Linked DNA regions of Mus musculus: all the other regions are linked to region 3. A link is a loop called in an ENCODE intact Hi-C map of the cell type or tissue named here. Cell type or tissue: heart. All regions are shown on one strand. Links, peaks and the distances in the headings refer to the core of each region. The heading gives the core; the rest is flanking DNA.

What was found. Hi-C counts contacts between places; a loop is a spot of excess contacts. Peaks named below come from ENCODE experiments on the same cell type or tissue, not always from the same donor. Only the 100,000 strongest peaks of a DNase experiment are listed, where the experiment ranks them.
Region 1: it touches region 3 in a loop (2.6-fold over the local background); 7 of 42 quality-filtered maps call a loop at or near these places.
Region 2: a loop joins it to region 3, with 2.1 times the contacts of the local background. A loop is called at or near these places in 4 of 42 quality-filtered maps.

The regions. Positions count from the first base shown.
Region 1 is chr17:47,471,656-47,476,944 of GRCm38, forward strand. No RefSeq gene overlaps it. Among named protein-coding and RNA genes, the nearest start is that of Taf8, 28 kb to the right of the region's middle. In heart, for the core only: a CTCF peak has its summit at 2,122 (motif pointing right); a DNase peak (open chromatin) is centred at 2,125; H3K27ac peaks cover 53 bases.
Region 2 is chr17:47,406,536-47,411,824 of GRCm38, forward strand. It overlaps a transcript of Guca1a not described here and the pseudogene Gm5814. Among named protein-coding and RNA genes, the nearest start is that of Guca1a, 8.6 kb to the left of the region's middle. In heart, for the core only: a CTCF peak has its summit at 2,167; a DNase peak (open chromatin) is centred at 2,156; H3K4me3 peaks cover 306 bases; H3K27me3 peaks cover 2,500 bases.
Region 3 is chr17:47,686,407-47,691,695 of GRCm38, forward strand. It overlaps Tomm6 (translocase of outer mitochondrial membrane 6), which reads right to left and starts at 1,980. Exons shown (of 3, transcript NM_025365.3): 1 at 1,493-1,980; 2 at 782-882; 3 at 239-602. The coding sequence starts at 1,620. The coding sequence ends at 786. It overlaps Prickle4 (prickle planar cell polarity protein 4), which reads right to left. Exons shown (of 7, transcript NM_001290337.1): 3 at 4,951-5,058; 4 at 4,168-4,305; 5 at 3,652-3,855; 6 at 2,876-3,080; 7 at 2,068-2,433. The coding sequence ends at 2,111. Tomm6os (translocase of outer mitochondrial membrane 6, opposite strand) reads left to right here and starts at 1,204. Exons shown (of 3, transcript NR_045945.1): 1 at 1,204-1,711; 2 at 2,162-2,243; 3 at 2,324-4,686. It overlaps Gm20517 (predicted gene 20517), which reads left to right. Exons shown (of 9, transcript NR_157366.1): 9 at 1-333. It also overlaps Usp49 and a transcript of Frs3 not described here. In heart, for the core only: a CTCF peak has its summit at 2,604 (motif pointing right); DNase peaks (open chromatin) are centred at 1,815, 2,585 and 3,255; H3K4me3 peaks cover 2,148 bases; H3K27ac peaks cover 1,889 bases; H3K27me3 peaks cover 553 bases.

The DNA of each region.
Region 1 (5,289 bases), core at 1,158-3,657, 210 kb before region 3:
CTCAGAAATCTGCCTGCCTCTGCCTCCCGAGTGCTGGGATTACCACGCCCGGCAGGGCTGTCTTTTTTTTTTTTTTAAAAGAGGAGCACGCAGAAATGTTAAATATTATTATGATTATTATTATTTTAAACGTCAATGAAATGGCCCAGGGGTAAAGCAGGCTTGATGGTCTGGCAGCCTGAGTTCAGACCCGGGGATCTGCATGGAGGGAGGTGAGAACTGACTCCAGGTTGTCCTCTGGTTTCTACATGTTTTCCCTACTCACAGGCACAAAATAAATTAAAATACAAAATACACCTTTGATCCCAGCAACTGAGAGGCAGAGAGCCCTGGAGGTGCAGTAGCGGGGTCATGGGGGTTAACCCAGGATAAGGACCCCACAGTTGCTGCTCTATTCCCCACCCCCACCCCACCCCGCCTCTTGTAGCCCAGACTGACTACAAATTGCTATGTATCAAGACTGGCCTTGAACTCTCCAATCCTCCTGCCTGAACCTTCAAGAGTGCTGGACACCACCATGCCCAGCTCTACAGTTCTATTTATTCCTTTTAACTGTAGTACTGAGAGTTGAACCCAGGGCCTCCTGCATGCTAGGCATGTGCTCTACGGATGAGCTATCCCCCCTACCCCCACCCCTCCTAACGAGCTGTGTGCTTGCATTTCCACTAGCTGGTCTGAAAATGACAGGTCTGAACTTCAGCTGTGTGTGTCTGACTCTTTGCTGGGTCCTTGCCTGAGTCCTCGAGAGCTTCCCATCACAAAGATAACCATTTTTACACGTTATCCTGGCCCTCCACACATCCTTCATCCACATCCTTCAGGCTGAAACCTCCCGACACTTACATAACCCTGACCGTTGGGAAAGTTTGCTCACTCTCTGGTTGCTTAGGACGGTCCTCTAACATTTACTGGGGTGTTAAGTCTCCCGTTTGCATTGCAGCGGTGAGGAAATCAAGCCTCCAACGCAGGAATCAAGTTGCTCCAAATAGCTGACCTGACTCACACCCTCGCCCTCCTGTTTCCTCACAGCTGCCTGTCTTCTAGCTGTGACCATTCCCTCTGGCTCAGCCTTTCCTAAGGGCTCCCACCCACCCACATTCCTTCCATTCAGCCAGCACGGTGGGATCGGGGAGGAAAACGGGAAAAAGCGGCTCTACTGCCAATAAGTGGAGAGCTGAGGTTGGTGATAGTGCGCCAGGGTCTGGTTGGCCACACCTTAGTTTCAGAAGCCATACTGTGTGAACCTAGCCCTGGTGAGCCAGCCTGGCTTAGAGCAGCAAGGATATGTCCCAAGGATGGTTGTGTTTGGAGCCCAGGGTCTGGCTTCCCTCAGCAGAAAAGATGGCCCCACATCTGCTCCCCCCTCCCCCTTCAGACAGAGTTTCTTATAACCCATGCTGGGCATGAACTTGTTATGAAGCAGAGGACAGCCTTGAACTCCCAATCGACCTGTCTTAACCTCCCGATGCTGGATGCCAAATGCCCACATCTGTTTTATTGATTTATTGATTGGTTTTATTTTTGTAGTACTGGGTATTAAACCCAGTAGGACAGGTAATTTTTGGAGCCAAGGGGTGAGGGCTGAGCTGCCAAGCAAGCCTGTCCTGACCTGCTAACCCCACCTGCCTACCCTCTGAAACTGTGGCCCCTTTCATCTCTACAGCTCAAGGGTGGGGCCGGCTTCCCACCATTAGTCAGCTGGCCTGGATGTGTTGAGACCAGGGCCTCCTCCTGTACCTCCTTCCAAAGGCCCTGGGCCGCCAGGCGCTGCGGAATTGCTTTGGGACCTCTTCAGTTGCCTTTTAAGCAGGAAGGTTGGTCCTGTGGGACAGGGACTCTTGGTAATTTGGGGACTGGAGCTGTGCTGGGGAAGGAGGGTCACCATTTATTTGCATGCTTGTCCCATTCAAACACTTGACAAAGGTATGTGCCCTTTGTCCTAAGTGGCCTGACCTAGGCACTGGGCTGTTGTACTTTGGTGACATCTCTCAGGCATTTACTGCTGCTCTTTACCTGCTCTTCACTTTCACCTGATTCCCCGGTTGGACGAAGGAAAATGAATGCAGCCCCATGCATTTGCTCTGCTGTCCTAGCTGCGCCCTGCGAGCATGCCCAAATCCGTCAGCAGGTGGCGCTGTGCTCACCGCTGCCGGCACTGCCCCCAGCACAGATTAAGTTCTGAGTTCAGATTTACATCCAAGAGTTGTTGGTTGACCTGGCTTCTCCTAGGTATGGGATGCACTGGAGTTCTTGTGAAGATAAACTCCAGAGGCTTATTTCTAACCAGTTCCCAAGTATGGCAGGTACACATCTGAGAACTGTCTGCTCAGTTCTCTCAGCAGATAATCACATTCGGCTCCCTGTGAAGAAACTACAGTCCCCACGCAGTGCAAGTGACCTGTCCCAGGCCACACAGCTGGAAGGAGGCAGGAACCACCTCCCGATCTGCCCTCTGCCTCCAAGGCAGTGTGGTGTGTGTAGGTGTGCCTGCACCTGTCTAGATTCTTGTTCCAAGAAAGACAGAAGAGGGAAAGGGGAAGCCGGAGAGTAATTACCTGGTATCCACAATGTTTTCAATCCCATAGGTGTCAGTTCACATGGTGGACTCCATATGGACTGTCACCATGTCCATGCACCAAAGACACACTTTGTGGTACTGGGGGTGGATGCTGGGGCCGTACTTGCTTGGTGCAGGCAAGTGCTGTCTCACTGAGCTACACTCCTTGCCTGAAGCCCTTGCACCTCCAGAGGCCAGAAGTGCCCCTGCTGATCTCACTGGAGTCTCTCCCTTGAGAGTGCTGTCCCACCCAAGGCCACGCCCCCCACTGTTGACCAGTCCTTTTTCTCAGTCCCGGAGGATCATGGCAGCTCAGGACCCGGTCACTGCAAACATAGGCAGCCTCTCTCTGCTCTCCTTCTCTCCTTCCCTGTACAGTCCTAGGGCACTTCCACAGGGCTCCCTTACACATAAGCCTGTCCCAAGGTCTCTTACAACACACACACATGCAAAAATTTTACCAGCCTTGTATACACAGCAAGAGTCCCAGGCTATAGAGTGAGACTCTATCTGAAAGGTAAGTAAATAAGTAAAAATAAGAAACCATACAGAGAGGGGGCTGGCGAGATGGCTCAGTGGTTAAGAGCGCAGACTGCTCTTCCAAAGGTCCCGAGTTCAAATCCCAGCAACCACATGGCTCACAACCATCCATAACGAAACCTGATGCCCTCTTCTGGAGTGTCTGAAGACAGCTACAGTGTACTCACATAATAAATAAATAAATCTTAAAAAAAAAAAAAAAGAAACCATACAGAGGGCTGGAGAGATGGCTTGGTGGGTAAGAGCACCGACTGCTCTTCCAAAGGTCCTGAGTTCAAATCCCAGCAACCACATGGTGGCTCACAACCGTCTGAGGCCCTCTTCTGGAGTGTCTGAAGATAGCTACAGTGCACACACATATAATAAATAAATAAATAAATAAATAAATAATAAATAAATCAATCTTAAAAAGAAAAAAAGAAACCATACAGAGCTTTGAAGGCTTTGAAATCCTCTTCTCCTGGAACACTCAGGGAATTTAAACCATTCTGGGAAGGAAGGCATGTTCTAGCTTGGAGGAAGGCATGTTCTAGCTTAGAGGAGGTCTCTGCTACTTGGACTTTGTTTCCAGCAGTTTCTTGTTGGCACCTGGACAGCCCTGGGGTTAGACTTAAGTTCAGTGCTCCTTGTGTTGGGGTTGACCTTGGTCCCCAATAGGGCAGTGGCAATGTCTGGAGACATGGTTTTGCTGACACTGGGAGGAAAAGATTACCAGCGTTCACTACGCAGAGGCCAGGGGTACTAAGTAGGTCAAGATGCACAGGGCCATTCCCCAGAACTCAGCTACAAACGTCAGCAGCATTGAGGACGAGACACCCTACACTTGGGACTGGAGAAATGGCTCAGTGGGTAAAGGTGCTTGCCACCAAACCTGCTAACGCAGGCTAGCCTAGAACGACAGTAGCTGAGGATAACCCTGAATTTCTGCCTCCACCTTCCAAGATCTGAATTAGACACCTGGTTTATGCAATGCTGGGGAGTGGACCTGGGCCCTTGTTCATGCTAAAGAAGAATGCTACTAACCAGATTTTATCTTCAGCTACTTTTTTTAAAAAAAGATTTATTTTATGTGCCTGAGTGTTTTGCCTGCTTGTATGTATGTGGACTATGTGCATGCAGTGCCTGAGCTGACCAGAAGAGGGCGTCTGGCCTCCTGGATGGTGAACTCAGGATGATTTTGAGCCATCAAGTGGATGCTGGGAACCATACAGCCCAGGCAAACTGTTCCAAGACGGGGTGTTACTAAACCCACAGAGATCCCCTGACCTACCTTCCTCATGCTTGGGTCTTGCACTATAGGCAACTTTAGCTTCCAGAGTACTGGGACTAAAGGAATTTATCACCCCACTTGGCTTCCGCAGTAAACCTCCCACGTTGATACAGTATGGCTGGAGGTGTCTGGGGGACCCTAGCACACCCAAGTCTTGTCAGGCAGAACACCATACATGTCACATGTATGATGACATCACATGTCAGTGATCCCCATTACCATGATGCACACATGTCTGAGAGAGTGAGTGGGGACTGGAAAGGCTGGGTCACCACACTGAGAGAAATATGCTCTTTGCCTGAGCATGGCTTAAGATCATAGTGGAGAGTCTCAGCCTGTCGGCCCTTCAAGTCAGCTAGCTGGTTTCTCTCGTTGGACGCTCACAAGGTTAGGCCTGGAGAGTAGAGGTGACCCCAACTCCCACCCTTACCTCAATGACTCCCACGGCTCCACCCTGAACACCAGCTGGCAACTTGGTCATTTATTTTTACGTGGCCAGCTGACATCATCTCACATCTATCAACTTCCTAGCTGAACTGAGAGTCCCGTCTAGCTAAGCCTGCTCCTGCCTCGGAGCCTTTAACCCAAAAGTTATTTTCTCAGTTATTTGGTCTAGCTTCAAATGTTACCCTCCTGGAGCAAACAAGCCTTTCCTAACCAGCCCATAGAACCCACTAACCTTGTTCCTGCATATTTACTCTCAATACCCTCCTGCATGAGTTTTCCTTAGCAGTTACCACCATCTGTCACACACTGCATTTGTTTGTTTGTTTGTTTGTTTGTTCCGGGCCTGCTCCTGATTTCCATACTGAATTATTCAAGACCATCCTCCACTGGCTTGGTGGTGTGTGTTTCTTTGCTTTAACAGTGGTTTGACACAAATTCTTGTTACATAACTCTGGCTGGTTGATACTCAATATGC
Region 2 (5,289 bases), core at 1,112-3,611, 280 kb before region 3:
CCAGCTAAATTTAGATCCAGGCATAGTGGTACACACCTTTCATCCTAGAAGACAAGCCAAACAGATCTCTGAGTTCAAGGCCAGCCTAGGACAAAGCAGGTTCTAGGTGAAGAAAAGCTTAAATCCAGGCATTGGTGGTACATGCCTCTAATCCCAGCATTACAGGAGACAGCCATGCAGATCTCTGAGTTCAAGGTCAATCTACAGAGCCAGTCCCAGGACAGCAAATCTTAGGTAGTGTGGGAGTTGGAAAACAGAAAGTTGGTAATAAAATAAGGCAGGGGGGCAAGTTTCAGCAAGCAGCAAACCTCAGCAACTTCAGCCATGTGGCTCTGGCTTTAGAGTCAAAACCAAAAGGGACGACTAGACAATTTATGCAAGGGAATGTTTTCTGAAAGCACAAAGAAGCTATGTTCCAGAGATAGTCAAGGTTGTACCTTGTGCTGCAGCTGGACTTGGTAATGTGTAAAAGTCACCCAGGTGGTACTGGTTTTGAAGGCAATGAAGGGGTCTTGAAGAGCAGCTGAGGCTTGGCACTGTGAGAGACCTTGGAAAGCCATTGGTGATGGTACAGCCTCAGTTGCAATTGATGGCCCTGGACTGAGGGGTTCATGCAAAGAAGTTAAGGCTTGGCACCATGAGAGGCTATTCGCGAAGTCTAGTTGCAGCAGAAGACCCCAGCATCATCTCATTGGAGATGCCAGTACCATGAGATGATCACCAAGAACAGCAGCAACAATAGAGTGGATTAACCTGAGCTTAGAGAGCTACAGAGAGCAGAGCTGGAAAAGTGACACAAGTCCTTTAGAGGAGCCCAGAAGATCATGTGTGGATCCCAGACACTGGAACAAGAAGCTGGAATGTTGAAGTTGCCTTGGAGGCCCCGAAGATGTTTGACATGCCAGATCTGTGGGCTATCTGCTGAGGAAAGCTGCTAACAGGGAGTGGAACCAGCAAACCAGGAAAAGAAGTTTGTTGCAGTCAACAAAGATGAGAAAGCAGTTGGAGATCTGAAGACTTCTTTGATATCAGACATGGAGATGCAGAGTTTGGAGTTTGCCCAGGGTTTCCTGTCTTGATTCAGGGATTACAGTTAAGAGATTGAATGGATCTCAGAAGAGACTTTGAATTTTAGACTTTTAACATTGTTGGTGCTGCTATAAACTATGGGAACTTTGGAAGTTGGGCTAAATGTAATTTTTTATTATGCTATGGGTAGATATGACCCCACATAGACTCATGTGTTTGAACAAGCTTATGGGGGCCAGGGAATGGAATGTGATGGTTTATATATTCTTAGCCCAGGGAATGACACTATTAGAGGGTTCGGCCCTGTTGGAGTAGGTGTGGCCTATTGGAGTGGGTGTGTCACTGTGGGCGTGGGCTTTGTCCTAGCTTTCTGGAAGCCAGTCTTCCACTAGCAGCCTTGAGATGAAGATGTAGAACTCTCAGCTCCTCCTGTACCATTCCTGATTGTGCTGCCATTGAGGCTGCCATGTTTCCTCCTTGATGATACTGGACTGAACCTCTAAACCTGTTAGCCAGGCCCAATTAAGTGTTGTCCTTATAAGAGTTGCTATGTCCTTATTAGGCTGTCCTTTTAAGACAGCCTGCATGCATGTCTGTGCACTGTGTGTGTGTGTGCTGTTCCCATAGAAACCAGAAGGGGGCGTGGGATCCTCCAGAACTGAAGTTATACATTGTTCTAGCTTAGGGTACTGGGAACCAATTGGGGTCCTCTGGAAAAGCAGTCAGGGCACTCAACCACTGAGCCTTTGTCCAGCCCCCTTGAGTAATATTTTTTGAGAGTAACATCTTGATTTGTTTAACTGGGAATTGAAACTAGGCAAGCTCTCGATAGGCACGCACGAGGATAAAAACAGGGAAGTCCGAGGTGCATGTGTAGTCACAGAAAGGCATGGCGAGGATAGGCGAGCGTCATGCTGCTGTGGATAGTTTTATAGCTGAATAAAATGGACCAAGAAGCATGGGTGGGTCAGGAGAAGGATGGCAGAAGTTGGGGTACGGTGAGATCACTCTGACTCCTAAGTACATAACAGAATCCTGAGCGAACTGTTAATGCTGGGATTAAGACACTCCACTCCACTCCATCCTGGTCAGAGCACGGGGCTGAGGAGCGCTGGAGGCTGTACTTCTGAGGTGAAACTCTAGGGGGCGCAGAGGCTCTGGCTTATAGAGTTAAACTCCTGCTGAAAACCCAACCCTGCACCCTCAGTATGGATCGAATGGTCTGGAAGGGCGCAGATGATTCTGGCGGTTTCTCTGTCTCTCAAAGGAAGACCCAGTTCTCACTGTTGTAGTAAGATTAATTTATTGAATAAAGGATTAAGACCCCTTATTATACACAGCCTGAACACAGCACTCATCTGTGATGCTTCTCCAAACTCCATCAAAATGGCAATAAATGATTATTAAGTACAAGTCCCAAGAGATTGAGGCAGACGACAGACAAGATGTACACAGTGGTGTATGCCTGTAATCCCAGAACCCAGGAGAGGCTGAGGTAGGAAGATGGCAAGTTCCAGTCCTGTCCGGGGCCACAGCAAGATCCAGGCTAGCCTGGGCTACAAGATAAAAACCCCTGCCTCAAAAGGTCAGGTTGGAAAAGGGAGCTGGCAAGGATGGTGATTGATTAGAGTGGAGAACATTGAAACCTCCGTGTTCTCAAGGAAGGGAAGAGGGGTACAAACACAGATCTAACCTAGCCACAGAGGCTTGGGTCTCAAAAAGGGAGCGTACCAGGACGCCTGGAGCCAAGGCTGAGATGCAAGATGTGGGGGTCATAAAATAGGATTGGTCAAAAGCTCATGCAAAAGAAAATGAGCTGCACAAATGGGGTGGGGGTGGGGTGCGTGTGGGTGTGTTTGGGGGTGTGTGCATATGTGTGTGTGTTTGGTGGTTTCTGCGTGTGTGTGAAACAGGGTCTTGCTGTGTATCCCTGGTCAACCTGGAACTTGATATATAGACCAGGCTGCCCTGATCTCATAGATATTGACCTGCCTTGCCTCTGCCTCCTGAGTGCTGGGATTAAAGGTGTACAACACCAGATACGCTCTGTACAGCTAGCGAATAGGCATCCTAGCCTCTGTTCCCTGTGACCCGGTTGAAAGCTATGCTGCTGGACTGACAAAGAGGCCCCAGTCTGGGGGTTAGGGGTAGGGGTTTGGCACAGAGGATGGGAGAACCCTCTGAAAGTAGGGTACAATGGACAAATTGATAGAATGAGCCGTGGTTAAATGGCCACCCCACTCCTTCCCACACAGGTTCCTTGAACCCTGACTGGTGGGCAGAAGAGCTGCAGGTGGCTTGGTTTCAGCCAGGGTTGGCAGGCTGAAGGAGTGCCCATCACAAACAGCTGGCAGCACGGGTTAGAACAGCCCCTCTCTGGGGTCCTTTCTGTCTTCTCTCCATAACGATCTTTTCAGAGAAAGTGTCCTATCTCTCCCTACACCAGCCTCGACTCCTGTGTGCAGCTATGTTCCATCCAACAGCAGCTGCTGGAATTCAGGGCAGAATTGTGACTCACAAAGGAGAGCAGCCCTGATGCACCCAGGTGCGCTGCTGACAAGCATGGCCAGCTTGTTGCATGAGAACCCACATATAGGAGCTTGTTATTCCGTGGTATAAGTGATCTCATGATGGCTGATTCCGTAGTCACTGAAATCACAGAATTGGTAAAAGAACAACCCAGAGTCGCTCGTCTCCGTGGCTTCTCCGAGGCGGAAAGTTGGACCGGCGGCGGAAGTTTTGAGGACTCGGCCCGAGCTCGGTCCGTGAGGGTCGTGCAGACGAGCAGAGCAGCGGCGATGCGGCCCCTGGACGCGGTGGAGCTGGCGGAGCCCGAGGAGGTGGAGGTGCTGGAGCACGAGGAGGGCTTCGAGCAGTTTCTGCTGCCCGTCATCCACGAGATGCGCGAGGACATCGCGTCGCTGACGCGCGAGCGCGGGCGCGGGCCGGCGCGCAACCGGGGCAAGCTGTGGGAGATGGACAATATGCTGATCCAGATCAAGACGCAGGTCGAGGCCTCCGAGGAGAGCGCCCTCAACCACCTGCAGGGCGCGGGCGGCGCCGAGCCCCGCGGCCCCCGGGCGGAGAAGGCCGACGAGAAGGCGCAGGAGATGGCGAAGATGGCCGAGATGCTGGTGCAGCTCGTGCGGCGGATAGAGAAGAGCGAGTCTTCGTGAGGAGCCGGCCGCGGTTTCCAGCCAATGGATTCTGGTTGAGTAATGGCGATTGGCTGACATGACACCCTGGAGAAGCTGAAACCAGAGAGCCTTTTGTTTTCCTTTTTTTTTTCTCCTTCTTTTTTTTTTTTCTTTTCTTTTCCCCTCTGTCTTCCCTCTGTTTCTCACTGACACTACGTTTCTGCTATGGTCTGCGGTTGGCGACCTCGATATGAGTTTTTGATTATTCAGTGGTTCCTTTTTTTTGTTTGTTTGGGGGAAATAACTTTGATTTGGAAAATGCGCTCACATACGGGAATTAGGGCCTAGATTGTAAGCCCTGTGGCAGTTGAATAACGTTCATTCCTGGCCTTTGGTTGTTGTTCCTAAATTTTGAGGTGCTTTGCTCTTTCTTGGGTGACCTGATAGCTCCCTGAACTTTGGATCTCTGTGACACTTGAGACTCGGAGTTGAAGCTCACCGCCTCTGAAAGTTCTGAAGGAGCTGTGTTAATTCTCGAAGACTCCATGCAGCAATGGCAGAAGAGACCAGACTTCATCTGGGACAGTGGATGGGCCTTACATGGCTAGGACTGATGACCTGGGAGAAGGGTCGGAGGATAGTATTGTTTCTATTGGGGGACTTTAATTTCTGTGTGAGACCAAAGGAGGAGAGATGTATTTTGTGCAAAATTTAAATTTTATGTGCTACACTATCTATTGTAACCTGCCTGGTGAGTTTGTTGGGACAGCCTAACTCATTTCTAAAAGAAATGGAACCTCGGATGGGAGAAGAGGTCTTGTTAGTCTGTACAAGTTGGTATCCCCATATATTCGAGGAGATCCTGGCCATAAAATGAAAGATCCTTGCAATACCCTGTGTGGCCTAGGAAGGAAAACCTGCAATGGACCCAAAACTTAAAAGAAGAGGCGTCTTAAAGGTTCATATGTAGTCGAGCTATAAATGTATGAGTGGCAGACCTGATAAGTGTTTGAGGTCAAAACCCTTACCATGTTGTAAACAAAATCTTACATGTTAATAAAAGTATTCGTTTGCTTGAAAAAAAAAAAAAAAAGAACAACCCAGTTAGCTGTGGATGGCCAGT
Region 3 (5,289 bases), core at 1,229-3,728:
TGTCCACTCCTGCCACCAGGTCTCACTCTATCCCAACAATGCCTCCCTGGTCCCTGGAGAACCCACCTGGCAAACTAAAACGACAACCACCACCTTCTTCCTACAGGAAGACTCAGCAGTAGGAACTGCTCAAGAATCAGCTTTGCGGCACGTGTGCATCCCTGGGAAGTGGGTGGTCCCATTCCCATTTCATCTCCACTGCAGATCATGTTTGGGGCTCATGCCTGTCTCTTGAGTGTGAAATACAAGTCATGTTTATTTGATTTTTGTAAGCGGACTTTTTACACCTTGTTTTTGTAATAAGTTTCTTATTAAAAGAATAAAATACCTGTCTTTTATGTGCAGGCTTTATTTGAAATCTTTTTCAAGAACCATTACTACTCTTCAGGACAAGGGCAAGGACCATCTTCTGCAGAAAGTTGGGAACTGCACACAGAACCGTGCAGAGGCAACATCTCAGCCGACACTGGGGGATGGGGGGGCAGTGGGGGGGGGTTCAGGCAAGGAGAGGGAGTCAACTTCAGCTGCCACTCAGGTAGGATCTTGTGGTCACAGACAGTAGGCTGTCTTTGGAAAGTCTGAATACACAGGAGTTCCATTCTCTGTAAGCAGATAACAGCATCAGAAACGGGGAAACACAGGAGAACTGCTCTCACCTAGAAACACAAGGGCAAGGCTTTACCCCAAGAATCTTCCCTACTTCTGTGACTAGCTGACAGAACATACTGCTGTCTTCATCTTTTAGGATTCCTGAAATAGGCAGGGGAAAGTGAAGTCTTACCTGGCTACACCCCTGGCTGAGGGGCCATCAAATCAATGTCACTCAAGTTCCTGGCCAGCCAGACTCCCGCAGCAAAGAGTCCCAAATTGAGGATCAAGTTCCTGGGTCAAGAATACATTTCATTAACCCTACAGTCCGAGAGTCTCATGCAGCTAATGACATACTATGGCAAGTTTCCTCTCAGCACCACCTTCTGGAGGTGCTGACTGACACCTGATACAGGGGTATGTCCTCCTAATATGCACATGAGAATTTTACGTTCGCATCTACTAACACAAGCCAAGGCCAACTTAGTACTCTGCGGGGGCTAAAATTTGCTTATGCGTTGGCACCCCTTCCCTGCCTTCTAGGTTAGGGCGATTTCTTTAAAAATATGACGTTCTTTAATTTGTGTATGTGCGTGCGCGTGCACGCGACACAGCGCACGTGTGGAGGTCAGTACAACCCGCAGGGGTTGGTCTCTTCTTGTACCCTGCGGGTCTCATGGATCGGCGGGTCCCATGGATCCCAAATCCTCAGGCTTGGCGTCTGAACTATCGCTGTAGCCCGGAGCGTCATTCCTTGAAAGCCACGTGACAGGGTGTCTTTTGCCACCACGAGACCACAAGGTTCTCAAAGCGATAAAACCTCTGGGGATGCATGCCAGACTCACCAGGTAAGGAAATACAAGTTTAAGTTTATGAGGACCAGAGACGGCCCGGGCTTGGTTACCTCCGGAAGTCGTTTCGATCGGTGGCGAAGCGGAAGACACCGCGGAGCCAGTCTCCCACGTTGTCTGGAACCTCTGAGGCCTCGCTGGCCGACCCGGCGGCGCTCACCGTCACTCCGCTGGAAGCCATACCAGCACTAAGCACGTACCAACCGAGCGTCGCACCGGGTCGTCGCAAGCCGATTGCGCAACTTCCGATCTCCGCACTTCCGCCGATCAGCGTAAGAAATGAGCGAGAAGGCCCGCCCCCACCTCCTCCAGGAGTTCGTAGAGCCAGGACGCCTGATCGGAGGCGGAGCCCCGCGGCCCCGCCTCCCAGGGACGGGGGTCGGTTCCCAGTGCTGCTCTACAACCCAGTTAGTTTAAGCAAGGTGATGACGGTGAGGCTAGCCCAGCCTCTGCGGATAGGGGTTAGCTCACCCTGTAGGCGCTGGGCAGTGGGATGCTCCCAAGAAAGTGTCTTTCAGGTCAGAGAGCGTGCAGTACCAATGGGATTATCCCGCGTGCCTGGCTGCCTTCTGTGTCCGGTCTTTACACAGCACAGCCTTGTTATCTCGCTACATAAGTCCCCCCACCCCACCCCACCCCAATCCCACCACCCTGATCTCCAGGCCGCGCCACTAACAAATGGTGCAGTGCTTCCTGGAGATGTCTCTGTCATCTGCTTGCAGGTTTTCGGGGGTCTTCCAGGGCTCTGGAAGGCGCTGGCCAAAGAAAAAGCCTTCGGGTTCCGACTCAGAGGAAGAGGAGCAGGTGGGGCAGGGGCTGTCCTCTATGGGACTCCCGGGTGTCTGTGGGCCGTCTCTATCCTGCCGTTTGGATGCCCCATTCAGGGTTTCCAGGGTGAGAGTGGGAACTGCAGAGAGAAGCGCAGCTCGGGAGGTGATCTTGTCATCCGAGGAGGCACGGTTCCAGCCGACGCTTGGATCGGGTCCTTCTTCCTCTGTTCCAAACCCATCAGAAATGCCCATCTCAGAGCCCCCAAGTCCTTGTGCAAGAGGCGGGCCAGGGTTGCGTGCAGCCTCCCGCCCCGCCCCAGGCTGTGCCGTGCGCGCCACCGCTGCCGCCAGTCTACCCCAGGGGCCCCCCCGCCTCCGTCCACCAGTGGGCGACCGCCTCCCCCGCCTGGGAGCGAGTCCGGCGCCGCAGCCCCGCCGGGTGGGTTCAAGAGGCCTTTGGAGCTCGCAGGCCAGGGACGCGCGGTGAGAGCTGCGGGCCCCAATGCTCGCGTCTGGGGGTTGCGGTGGGAGGACTGGGTGTTGCTGGAGCGGGTAGGACAGCGTAGGCATGGGGCGAAGGGTTCTGATCTGGGAAATTACCCCCTTCTATGCTCAGCCCAAGCCGCCGCTCCCTCCCCTTAAGATCTGCACCGTCCCCTCCTTTACCAAAAGACGCTTGTCCTTCCGCTACTCCTACTGAGCTAGAGCCCGCACTTCTGTAGCGTTTTGAGAAGCAGCTGGGGCAGCATGGGCTACCCCCCGGCAGGGCATAACGTCCCCCATCCAGGGGCCCTGCGCAGTCCTGGCAGCAGAAGTGGTTCTCGTGCCAGCGCTGTCCCTCTGCTTCAGTGCAGCGCTGGGAGAAGATCAGCTGGGTGAGGGAAAGGAAACCGATTCATTCATTCATTCATTCATTCACTCACCCATTCTTTCATTCATCCAATAACCACGCCTTATACCCATTAACGCTATGCCCACAGGCGTTCTGATTTGAAGTACTTTGTGACTTTTGGATTCAGAGAGGGTGATTGGCTTTGGGCCGGAACGTCCACGTAGCAGGTGGCCCAGTCCGAAGTTGGACCCCAGAGCTTCCCTAACTCCTATCCCAAGATTCAATACGGCCTTTCATGTTGATGTTAAGATCCTTCTAGAATTGGGCAAGCACAGCATTGATCATCTGACATAGTGATGAGATAAACACCTGCTCAAGGATCCAGAAACGTTCTGAGTCCAAACTAATTTAAGGACCTCTGCTCGAACTGGGGAAGAGAGAGAGAGAGATAAATAAAGGCAACAGGTCAGGTCCCACAGGCCCATACCTCAAGAGAACAAAAGGGAATGGGGTGGCCCTGGCTGGTTCCTAGTTCTGATGAGCCTGCAGCCTGTTCCTTGTCCCTGTGTGTTCCTGGGAACTCCCCTAGTGCCTCCTCTTGGTACTCTACCTGGTCACAAGCTGGACATCGAGGTCGTAAGAGCTCCGCATGATGACGGCCACAGTACAGGTGCCCCTCGTGGTAGAAGTAGATGAGGTTTATGAGGCCCTGGCCACAGGCCTGGCAAGCAAAGCAGGGTCTGTGCCAGCAGCTCTGCTCACCAGCCCTGGCCGCGAACACTCCATACTCCCCTGGATCCAGTAGCTTCTTGCACTGCCAGGTGGGGGGGGGGGGGGGGCACGACACTGAGCTGATCAGAATCTGACGCTTCTCTTCTTAGCTCCTTTCATGGCTCTTCTACCACAACCCCCAATCTGACTGTTCTCATATGTGCTTGCAGGCCCCTCTCCCCAAGAAAGGCCACCAACCCCCCCAAACCTGGCTTCCATTTTAACATTTACCAAATCACTGCTCCTGAAACCACTTCTCCACCAAAGTCCCCCAAGACCCTTCTTCAGAAGCAAGAGAGCAAAGGATAGAGGAAGGGGAAGGCTCAGGGATGGAGGAGGGAGGCAGACTCCCTACCTTCTTACAGGTGTATCCTTCAAGCTTAGGAGGCAGTAGACGGGCCACCCCCTGTCCCAGGGATTTCTGCTTCCGCTGGGCACAGAAGAGTCGAAGTTGGGCCAGTTCCTCCTCCCCTAGGGCCAGACAGTAGCGTTCCTGCTGAAACAGGTTCCCATGCACCCAGACCTCAGGGTAGAACACCAGGAGGACCAGAAAGCTCTGTAAGGCTTAGATACCAGGTCAGAAAGAAGTAGAGCCTTGGGAGAGAACAGCACATGTGCTCAAAAAAGGGAAGAGAACGCAATTCGTTCTGTTCATTCTGGGGCCCATGGAAATGGCCACCACATAGGGGCCCCTTAGCACTTTGAACAGTCACCAGATAGCTTGGCTCCTGTTCCCATGAAACTAGATCTCAGCATCGCTTTCAGGTCTGTGTGTTCTCTCTGCTTCATAGCTGCCTTGGCTCCCCTAGTGAAGTCTAAGCCTTTAGGCTGTACACGGTGGGGCCTCAATAAATGCTAAACGATCATATTTCTACATTTGTGCATTCCATTCTTGATTTTCAATGCCGTTCATGTTCATTTTCCCATTTGCTCTTGAGCTAAGTAAGCTTTGTGGTACACAGAACAGATATTAACTATACCTGTTATTAGACTCAAGCTAAGGGGAATGACTTCCACCAGCTAGTGGCAGAGCTGGACTTTCTAGTCAATACCCCCTGGATTCTAAACCAAGAGTCTTTCCACTTATTAACAATGTGGGGGAGAGGGAGGGAAGAAGGGGATCAGAGGAGAGACCCACATCACTGTCCTGTGGAGGAAGCTGCTGCAGGAGAGTCCGAAAGCCAGGCCAGTTTGAAACTTGGTTGATATCCAGGCAAGGTGGGCCCAAGCTCGAGCATGTAGCAGCCTGAGGAAGGACACAGGAGGAAAAGGGAGGGCTAGGCTTTCTCTTCCCTTATCACCTCTCTTCCAGTCTACAGCAGCTCCAAGCATCCCACTGCACCGGAGGGAAAGCCCTCCAGTTCTTCACTAAGCCAGAATAAAAGGTCCACCACTCCTGATCTGAGGCCTGCCTGGGAAGAACTCCCAAATACTATGTCACATATTTGAAGCTCTTCCATTCACTTCTTCCCTGGGG